2 separate regions of the Homo sapiens genome follow, and region 2 is linked to region 1. Evidence: read pairs that join two places in POLR2A ChIA-PET (ENCODE). Cell type or tissue: GM12878. All regions are shown on one strand. Each heading gives the region's core, and the rest is flanking DNA. Links, peaks and the distances in the headings are about the cores only. Region 1 has its middle 8.2 kb from the start of ICAM2. Region 2 overlaps ERN1 (endoplasmic reticulum to nucleus signaling 1).

What was found. ChIA-PET counts read pairs that join two places held together with the same protein. Peaks named below come from ENCODE experiments on the same cell type or tissue, not always from the same donor. Only the 100,000 strongest peaks of a DNase experiment are listed, where the experiment ranks them.
Region 2: POLR2A ChIA-PET joins it to region 1 with 11 read pairs; 17 of 35 experiments call an interaction of 5 or more read pairs at or near these places.

Annotation. Positions count from the first base shown.
Region 1 is chr17:64,026,732-64,030,974 of GRCh38, forward strand. No RefSeq gene overlaps it. Among named protein-coding and RNA genes, the nearest start is that of ICAM2, 8.2 kb to the left of the region's middle. In GM12878, for the core only: a CTCF peak has its summit at 2,340 (motif pointing right); no DNase peak of the experiment used is centred there.
Region 2 is chr17:64,117,094-64,121,613 of GRCh38, forward strand. All of the region lies in intron 1 of ERN1 (endoplasmic reticulum to nucleus signaling 1), which reads right to left. Among named protein-coding and RNA genes, the nearest start is that of ERN1, 11 kb to the right of the region's middle. RefSeq lists enhancers at 3,945-4,004, 4,235-4,374. In GM12878, for the core only: a CTCF peak has its summit at 4,143; no DNase peak of the experiment used is centred there; H3K4me3 peaks cover 558 bases; H3K27ac peaks cover 1,452 bases.

The DNA.
Region 1 (4,243 bases), core at 1-4,000:
ATATATATATATATTAGCCAGGCGTGGTGGCACGCACCTGTAGTCCCAGCTACTCGGGAGGCTGAGGCAGAAGAATCACTTGAACCCAGGAGGCGGAGGATGCAGTGAGCCGAGATCGCCCCGCTGCACTGCAGCCTGAGCCACAGAACGGGACTCCGTCTAAAAAAATAAATAAAAAACAAATATTTCCCCACTCTGCCACATCGAGAGGCCGGCATGGTTCACCCGTGGGAGGGGAGGAGCAGGTGTGCTAAGCAGTAGCTGTGGTTTTAAAATGTTTTTCTTTTCACCATCATCCTTCTTTATCCCTCAGTTTCTTCCCTCTGCAGCCCCGGAAGAAGGAGGTGGGCCGTTCTCGCATTGCTGTAAAGGAATACCTCAGACTGGGTAATTTATAAAGGAAGAGGATTCATTGGCTCACAGTTCTGCAGGCTGTACAGGAAGCGTAGCAGCATCTGCTTCTTGGAAGGCCTCAGGAAGCTCCCGATCATGGCAGAAGGCAAAGAGGGAGCAGATGCATCACACGGCGAAAGCAGGAGCAACAGGAGCAGGAGGTGCCACACACTTTTTTTTTTTTTTTTTTTTTGAGATGGAGTCTCGCTCTGTCGCCCAGACTGGATGAAGTGGCGCGATCTTGGCTCACTGTAACCTCTGCCGCCTGGGTTCAAGCGATTCTAGTGCCTCATCCTCCCGAGTAGCTGGGAGGCCTCCACAATCACCGATCACTGTGTCCAAGGGAGAAGGTGCTGGAGGAGCGTGTTCTGCTCCTCAAGACTGTGGCTCAGAAGCAACACATGTCTCTTCTACTCCCATTGGCCAGAATTAGTCACATGGCCCCAACCTAACTGCAGTGGTGGCTGAGAGTGTTGTCTTCCTGAGTACCCAGAAAGAGGAAAATGCAAAAAGATTTGGTGAAAATATAGCATTGTCTTTGCCATAACAAACATACTTCCTTTGTTGATTTTTTTAAATCAAAGGCAATAATTGGAGATAAATGTGTTATATCTCCTCTTGGAGAATATTTTGTTGTCATGTTAAAAGCCTCTGAAAAGTCTTGCTGTAAATATGGAACTTTTATTTAATCTGGCATTTCCCAGATTTGGTGATTGAGGCCTTTTAAATAATTTAATAGCTTTGGAATTAATATTTGGAGATATAAACTTTGGGAAATTGCCCTAAATGTGTCAACTGGTGAGTCCAAATCTGTGGGGGGAAAATGATGAGCAAAGAGATGAGTAATGTGTTCTACAAAAGTAGAGGACAGTCAGGTGCAGTGGCTCAGGCCTGTAATCTCAGCACTTTGGGAGGCTGAGGTGGGCAGATCACCTGTTAGGAGTTCAAGACCAGCCTGGCCAACATGGTGAAACCCTGTTTCTACTAAAAATATAAAAATTAGCCGGGGGTTGTGGCGGACACCTGTAATCCCAGCTTCTAGGGAGGCTGAGGCAGGGGAATCACTTGAACCTGGGAGGTGGAGGTTGCAGTGAGCAGAGATCACGCCACTGCACTCCAGCCTGGGCAACAGAGCAAGACTCTGTCTCAAAAAAAAAAAAAAAAAAAAAGTAAGGAATGAATTAGACCTGGGGCTGAGAGAGGGAGAGGATAACACTGGGGAAAATTTTCCTGAGATGGGAAAGGCCTGGGAAACAATGACAGGCTCAGAGCAGAGGGTGATTCAGCCCAGGCCACAAGCTTGAGGGCCCTGGAGCAGATGCAGCTATAAACCAGGAGAGTCGGTGCAGCCAATGTCAAGAGCTGGGAGGCTTGTTTGGTGCCGACTCGTAGCCCTGTGTAGCTAGAGGAATCTTAGGGCTCATTCAAACTGCCTTCTTCATGTTATAGACAAGAAGGGTAGGGGCTTAGAAAAATGTAGTTTTTTATTCTTAAAGTAATTCATATTCATGAAAGACAATCTGAACTAAGCACAAAGAAGATTAAAAAAAAAAACAACCACCATATTCTGGTCAGGTGCGATGGTTCATGCCTGTAATTCCAGCACTTTGGGAGGCTGACACAGGTAGATTGCTTGAGCCCAGAAGTTTGAGACCAGCCTGGTCAACAGAATGAGACCCCATCTCTAAAAAAGAATTTATAAATTAGCTGGGCATAGTGGCACTTGCCTGTAGTCCCAGCTACTCAGAAGGCTAAGGTGGGAGGATCACCTGAACCCAGGAGGTTGAGGCTGTAGTAAGCTGTGATCCCACCACTGCACTCCAGCCTAGGGGGGCAACAGAGCAAGACCTTGTCTCAAAAAATATATAAATATAAATAAAAACATATTCCACCTTGTAAAGGTTAAGTGTTTTATTCTGGAGGAGACAACTGCCACCAGGTGGCACTAAACCTAGCTGGCCTGGGCTGATGGGGAACCCCAGCTGTGCAGGCTCTCCAAGGCCACTCATTAACCTCAAAATAAGGCAGCTCCGCAAATCATATGGTTGTATTTCTGGACCCCACTTACTGGTTATGAAAATATTTTACCATTTATTTGATCGGTCTTTCTAATTGTGCTGTACAAATCTTCCACATCTTAAATTTTTGGGGGTCTATTTGATCAGTGAGAAAAATGGTTAAAATATCCATTGTTGACAATTTTTCCTTGTAGTTCAGTTTTTGCCTTATATATTTTGAAGCTATGTTGTTAGGTGTCTAAGGATTCGTGCCTTATATGTTCTATTCAGTTATTTTTTTTGATAAAAATGAAATATCTTTTTCTGTCCCATTCAATCCTTTTCTTTTTGAATTCTGTCTATAGCCAGCCATAGCACTCTGAACATGCCTGATCTTGTCTGAATTCTATAGAATCTGATTGGTATTGCTAAACCAGCATTTTGTTAATATTTGTTTGCTACATCTTTTTCTATGTATTTATTTAAAAAAAAAAAAAATTTTGAGACAGGGTCTCACTCTGTTGCCCAGGCTGGAGTGCAGTGGCACCATCATGGCTCACAGCAGCCTAGGCCTCCCCAGGCTCACGTAACCTCAACCTCAACCTCCCAAGCAGCTGGGACTACAGGTGCACACCACCACACCAGCTAATTTTTGTATTTTTTTGTAGAGACAAGGTCTCCCTGTGTTGCCCAGGCTGGTCTTGAACTCCTGGGCTCAAGCAAATCCACCCGCCTTGGCCTCCCAAAGTGCTGGGATTACAGGTGTGAACCATCGTGTCCGGCCCATGCTGTCTTAATTATAATATTATAGCATTTGGAAGGATAATGCCCTAATATTATTCTTTTTCAGAGCTCTCCTAGTCATTGGTTACTGTTCTTTATGCAATTCTACAAGAAACCTATTCAGATTTTTATTGAGGTCACATATGACATCTTTACAGTGTTGAACAGTGTTGAGCTTTTCCGTCTCTCTTTCTATGGTTTGTGTGTGTGTGTGTGTGTGTGTGTGTGTTTTCTTTTTTCTTTTTTTTTTTTTTGAGACAGGGTCTCACTCTGTCACCCAGGCTGGAGTGCAGTGGCCCGATCACGGCTTACTGCAGCCTCCACCTCTTGGCTTAAGCAATCCTCCCACCTCGGCCTCCAGAGTAGCTGGGACTACAGGCACACACCACCATGCCCAGCTAATTTTTGTATTTTTTTTTTTTGTAGAGATGGGAGTCTCACCATGTTGCCTAGGCTGATCTTGAACTCCTGGGCTCAAGCAATCCACCCACCTTGGCCTCCCAAAGTGCTGGGATTACAGGTGTGAGCCACTGCGCCCAGGTCCTATGTCTTTATTTTCAGCTTTCCCGTGTGCATTGATTGGGAATTGGTTTCACTTCATGTAGTAGAAACAAACTAATGCAGCTCCGTCAGTAAGATTTTTTTCTCACACAAGAAGTCTGAAGGCTGTGGTCCAGAAGAGGTGAACATCAAAGACGCATCAACCAACTGGGCTTCTTCTACCATTCTACCATTTGCTCCTCTGTATTTTTTTCTTTTCTTTTTTTTTTTTTTTTTTTTTTTTGAGACGGGGTCTTGCTCTGTTGTCAGGCTGGAGTGCAGTGGTGCGATCTCAGCTCATTGCAACCTCTGCCTCCTGGGTTCAAGAGATTCCCCTGCCTCAGCCTCCTGAGTAGCTGGGACTACAGGCATGCACCACCACGCCCGGCTAATTTTTTGTATTTTAGTAGAGATGGGGTTTCACCACGTTGTCCAGGATGGCCTTGATCTCCTGACCTCGTGATCTGACCGCCTTGGCCTCCCAAAATGCTGGGATTACAGGCATGAGCCACCGCGCCCAGCCTTTTTTT
Region 2 (4,520 bases), core at 195-4,194, 91 kb after region 1:
CGACAGAGTGAGATTCCATCTCAAAAAATAAATAAATAATAAAAATTTTTAAAAAAATCAACAATGTGGCCAGGCGCAGTGGCTCATGCCTGTAACCCCAGCACTTTGGGAGGCCAAAGCAGGTGGATCACTTGAGGCCAGGAGTTTGAGACTCACCTGGGCAACATGGCGAAACCCCGTCTCTACTAAAAATACAAAAATTAGCTGGGCGTATTGGCACATGGCTGTAATCCCAGCTACTCGGGAGGCTGAAGCACGAAAATCACTTGAACCCGGGAGGCGGAGGTTGCAGTAAGCCAAAATCACGCCACTGCACTCCAGTGTGGGCGACACAGTGAGACTCTATCTCAAAAAAAAAGAAAGAAAAAGAAAAAGAAAAGAAAAAAGAAATAGAAAGTAAAGAAAAATCAACAATGTTCACGCTCAGTCCCTCATATTTGCTCAGGATTTTCAGACATACCTGAGGACTATCAACACCAGTCCTCCAGAAGATTAGACAAGAAACAAACAGGAGCACCAACCTGTACATTACCCCAACACTAAGTGACGTGGTGCTATTTGGAGTGCAGGAAGGGATCTAGTCTACGAGAGTACAGTGGTCAGGGAAGGCCCTAGGCCCTATACAAGACAGGTGAGCGAGAGCCGATGAAACCACACCACGGTGTGTGGCAACTTACGAGGCCTCCATCTCCCTTGCTCTGCTCTATGTTTCTCCCCTGCAACCCCTGCAGAATTTTATCACCTTATCACATTCTATATAATGTATTTACCATGCTGTTGTCTATCCCAACCAACTAGGTAGAAGTTCCATGAGGGCGGGGGTCTTTGTTTTGTTCATGTTTCCCAAGCATCTCAAACAGTGCTTGGCATAAAATATGTACTCAAAAAGTTGATAAATAAATGGATGAACAGATGAAATTCACTACATTCAAGAGCTAGGAAGCTGGGAGGCTCAAAGCAAAGCAGCCCTCCCATCTTCTACCTCCCCGTATGAGGCTGCACCAGAAAAAGAGGCGGCTGGGGGACTAGTCGCTTTCACCTAAATGGTGATCCTAATTTGGGAAGACATTTGGAAACAGGCCCACCAAAGAGATTTTCTGGTTCCGTTGCTTTGTTTTACAGATGAGGAAGCAGAGGGGGAAATAACTCATTTGCCCAAAGTTGCACAGCTAGCTAGTACAGAACCTCCGGACTCTCACTTGCTGAAAGAATGCATACAATTTCATCATATGGGGCAAACACACATATAGAAACAAGATACTGGCCCTATGATTACATTTAAAAACAGCTAAAATGATTTTACATTTAAAAACAGCTAAATGCCTATCTGCTCAAGGAGTGCAGAACTGGTCTGCCACTTGGGATTTCCTTTAAGCATTAAGTTAAATTAGGAAACAGCCCTGGTGCTGGAGTCCACACAGCGCTTTCAGGCCAGGTGCCAAGCCCCATTCCAAGGTTGTATTCAAAGAGCGGGCTCCCAATTCTACTGACATTTGTCAACTTGGTTCCAGCAGAGTTTTGGATTTGGTCCAGCCCACTCAATGTGATGCTTGAAAGCAAGTGTCCTCCTGTTTCTAAACCAGCTAATAAAGATCCTCTGAGAAACAACTGAGATGGGTCCGGGAGCTGAGACAACTGACTGGTCCTCTCCTGTGTTCTACAGTTGGGCTTGTCAGCTCGGCACCTGCTATAAAAACCCTTCGAGGGAACTCTGCCTGACTCAGGCAATGAGGCTAATAGCCAGCTCTCACATGAAAAGGGGAAGGGAGTGTCACAGCCTGCACCCTCCCACCATTTGCTTCCAAAACATATGTTCCCACCCTGATAGGAAAGTTCCTGTTGGTTCACAAGCTTCTTCTTGTGCTTTAACTAACTCACTCCTTCTACAAATCCCTTCTCCTCACTCGCAATGGCTATTTCATTTTTGTTATGGAAGGTTCTTTTAAAACCATGAAGATGATTTTACCCATCAGGATACTGTGAAGGAGCCTGGAAAACAACATTGTTTTGATTTCTTAAGCCTCTTAATATATGGAAAAGGCAATAAACAAATATATAAATAAATAAACAAGCATAAGTCGGGTAACTTTAAATAAACATTTAAACATCTTACAATTCAGTAACTAAATATGTTTTAATATAAGGCCTATTAGTTAAAGCTGATAAAAGCAATTTCAACAGTTTGTATTCAAAGGAAAAAATCCATTAAATTACCTGCTCTTTAAAAGTTGAATGATATAGTACAGTAGAGAAAATGTAATATTAGGTTCCTTTTTTTCTAGGTTTTTTTTTTTTTTTTTTTTTTTTTTTTTGAGATTGAGTTTCACTCTTGTTCCCCAGGCTGGAGTGCAGTGGTGGGATCTTGGCTCACTGCAACCTCTGCCTCCTGGGTTCAAGCAATTCTCCTGCCTCAGCCTCCCAAGCAGCTGGGATTACAGGCACGCGCCACCACGCCTGGCTAATTTTTGTCATTTTTTTAGTAGAGACGGGGTTTCACCATGTTGGCCAGGCTGATCTCCAACTCCTGACCTCAGATGATCCGCCCGTCTCAGCCTCCCAAAGTGCTGGGATTACAGGCATGAGCCACCACGCCTAGAACTAGAAATAAAGTTAGAACTTTATTTCTAGTTCTAACACTAACTAGCGGACTCTATCAATCCTAACCTCTCTGTAAAATGAGCCAAATGCTGTGTCTAGTCTGGTCCCGTGCTCTGTGACGTGACTGGGAATTTGGAGATGCATTTGTTCTTTCCAGGATTAAGGTACAAAAATTACTTGAAGGCCTCATCCTGGCTGCACATCAGAGTCACTTGGGCCTTAAAACATTTTTTGCTGGTTTATTTGGTAGAGATGGGGTCTTTCATTGTTGCCCAGTCTGGTCTCAAACTCCTGACTTCAAGTGATCCTCTTGTCTTGGCCTCCCAAAGTGCTGGGATTACAGGTGTAAGCCACTGAGCCTGGCCTTAAACATTTTTTTTTTAAAAAAGAAAAGATGCCGGCCCCCACTCCCAGAGATTCCAATTTCATTCACATAGGATGGGGCCCCAGCACAGCGTTTTTAAAAAGCTCCCCAGGTGACTGAGTCATGGCTGGGAAGCACCGCCTCAAGTAACACATTCCTAGCCACAGTTGTGGCCCCCTGTACAGGTGATTCTCTCACTCCTAGTGGCCCCTCAGGAGTCATGGGCCATTTGCTTTAAGAGAAGAGAGATCTGATTTACCTTGGTCAACAAACTTCTCTGACTCAACTGGAGATCAATGACAATGTCAGGTTCTAGGGATGTGACAGCACTGTTTGTTCAGAGAATGTACAGAAAAATTCGGTTTCCATGACAGACACTCCTGCAGCCCAGACAAACAATTATTCCTTCATCTGACAGAGAGGGGGGAAATAATCCACTGGAGAATGGGATGGTTTTGAATTATAATTATAAATTAGTCTACTAACAAAGGAAGTCATGTTTAATACATGAGAGGACAACTCTGGGCCAAGGTTCATTTTTTTAACAGTGAAACATCATGCTGAGTGAAAAATGAAACTGACATGAAATAATCACAAACTGTTTACCTCATGGAGTTTGGCAATGGAAAAATTAATCTCATTACTGATAAGAAGAGCCCACCAAAAGAACACTACACACTATGGGTCACGTCCACCCAAGCAAATATCCTGAAAGCTCCTCTAGTTCTGTAGAAAGACACACAACTGGTGCAATCCCATTAAAGAATATAAAATATAGCTGAAGCAATACCTCCCACCCCCATCCACAACCCACTTGCTTGATGATATAATACAGCCCCTTTATTGGTCTTAATGAGTCTCAAAGAAGAATTCAATAAATATTTGCTGAGTGCCCCCTACAGTGGGTATAACCAGCATGCCACGTTAAATGCCACAGAGGATGCAACCATCAGCAAGCCAGGGTCCCTGCCTTCTCGGATGAACCAGCAAGGGAAGTGAGACACACTCCCAGGGGCACCTTCCTTCCCCCCTTGCTCCTTCCTTCCCTCATTAGTCTCCTCTGAGAGCTACCTAAGCTAACTTGAATCCCTCCATTGTGGTTTAAGAGCCAGAGTCACAGCCACTGTCTCTCTCCTGTCATCACAGACCTGCTCCCTGGTGCCAGAACTGCTTGGCAGGTGGCGCCTCTGCAAAGGCAAACACCCAGAACCAGCACGGTAATGCAAGAGTTCTATCTTTTCAGGACTTCTTGGTGAAGGCTGTGACTGAGCTAGAGAAGAGCGGCTTGGGTTAAAGGCCTCTAAGGAAAGAACTTTCAGTTTTGTTCTTTCAGACATATGACTAGGCGAGATGTTACTGAAAACATGCACCTGCTTGGATATTATTAGACTCCAAGCAAAGAAATTAGCTTAAACTGTGAATTAGGCTTAGCAGGCAATTTTTTGTTGTTGTTGTTGAGACGGAGTCTCTGTTGCCCAGGCTGGAGTGCAATGGCAGGATCTCAGCTCACTGCAACCTCCGCCTCCCAGGTTCAAGCGATTCTTCTGCCTCAGCCTCA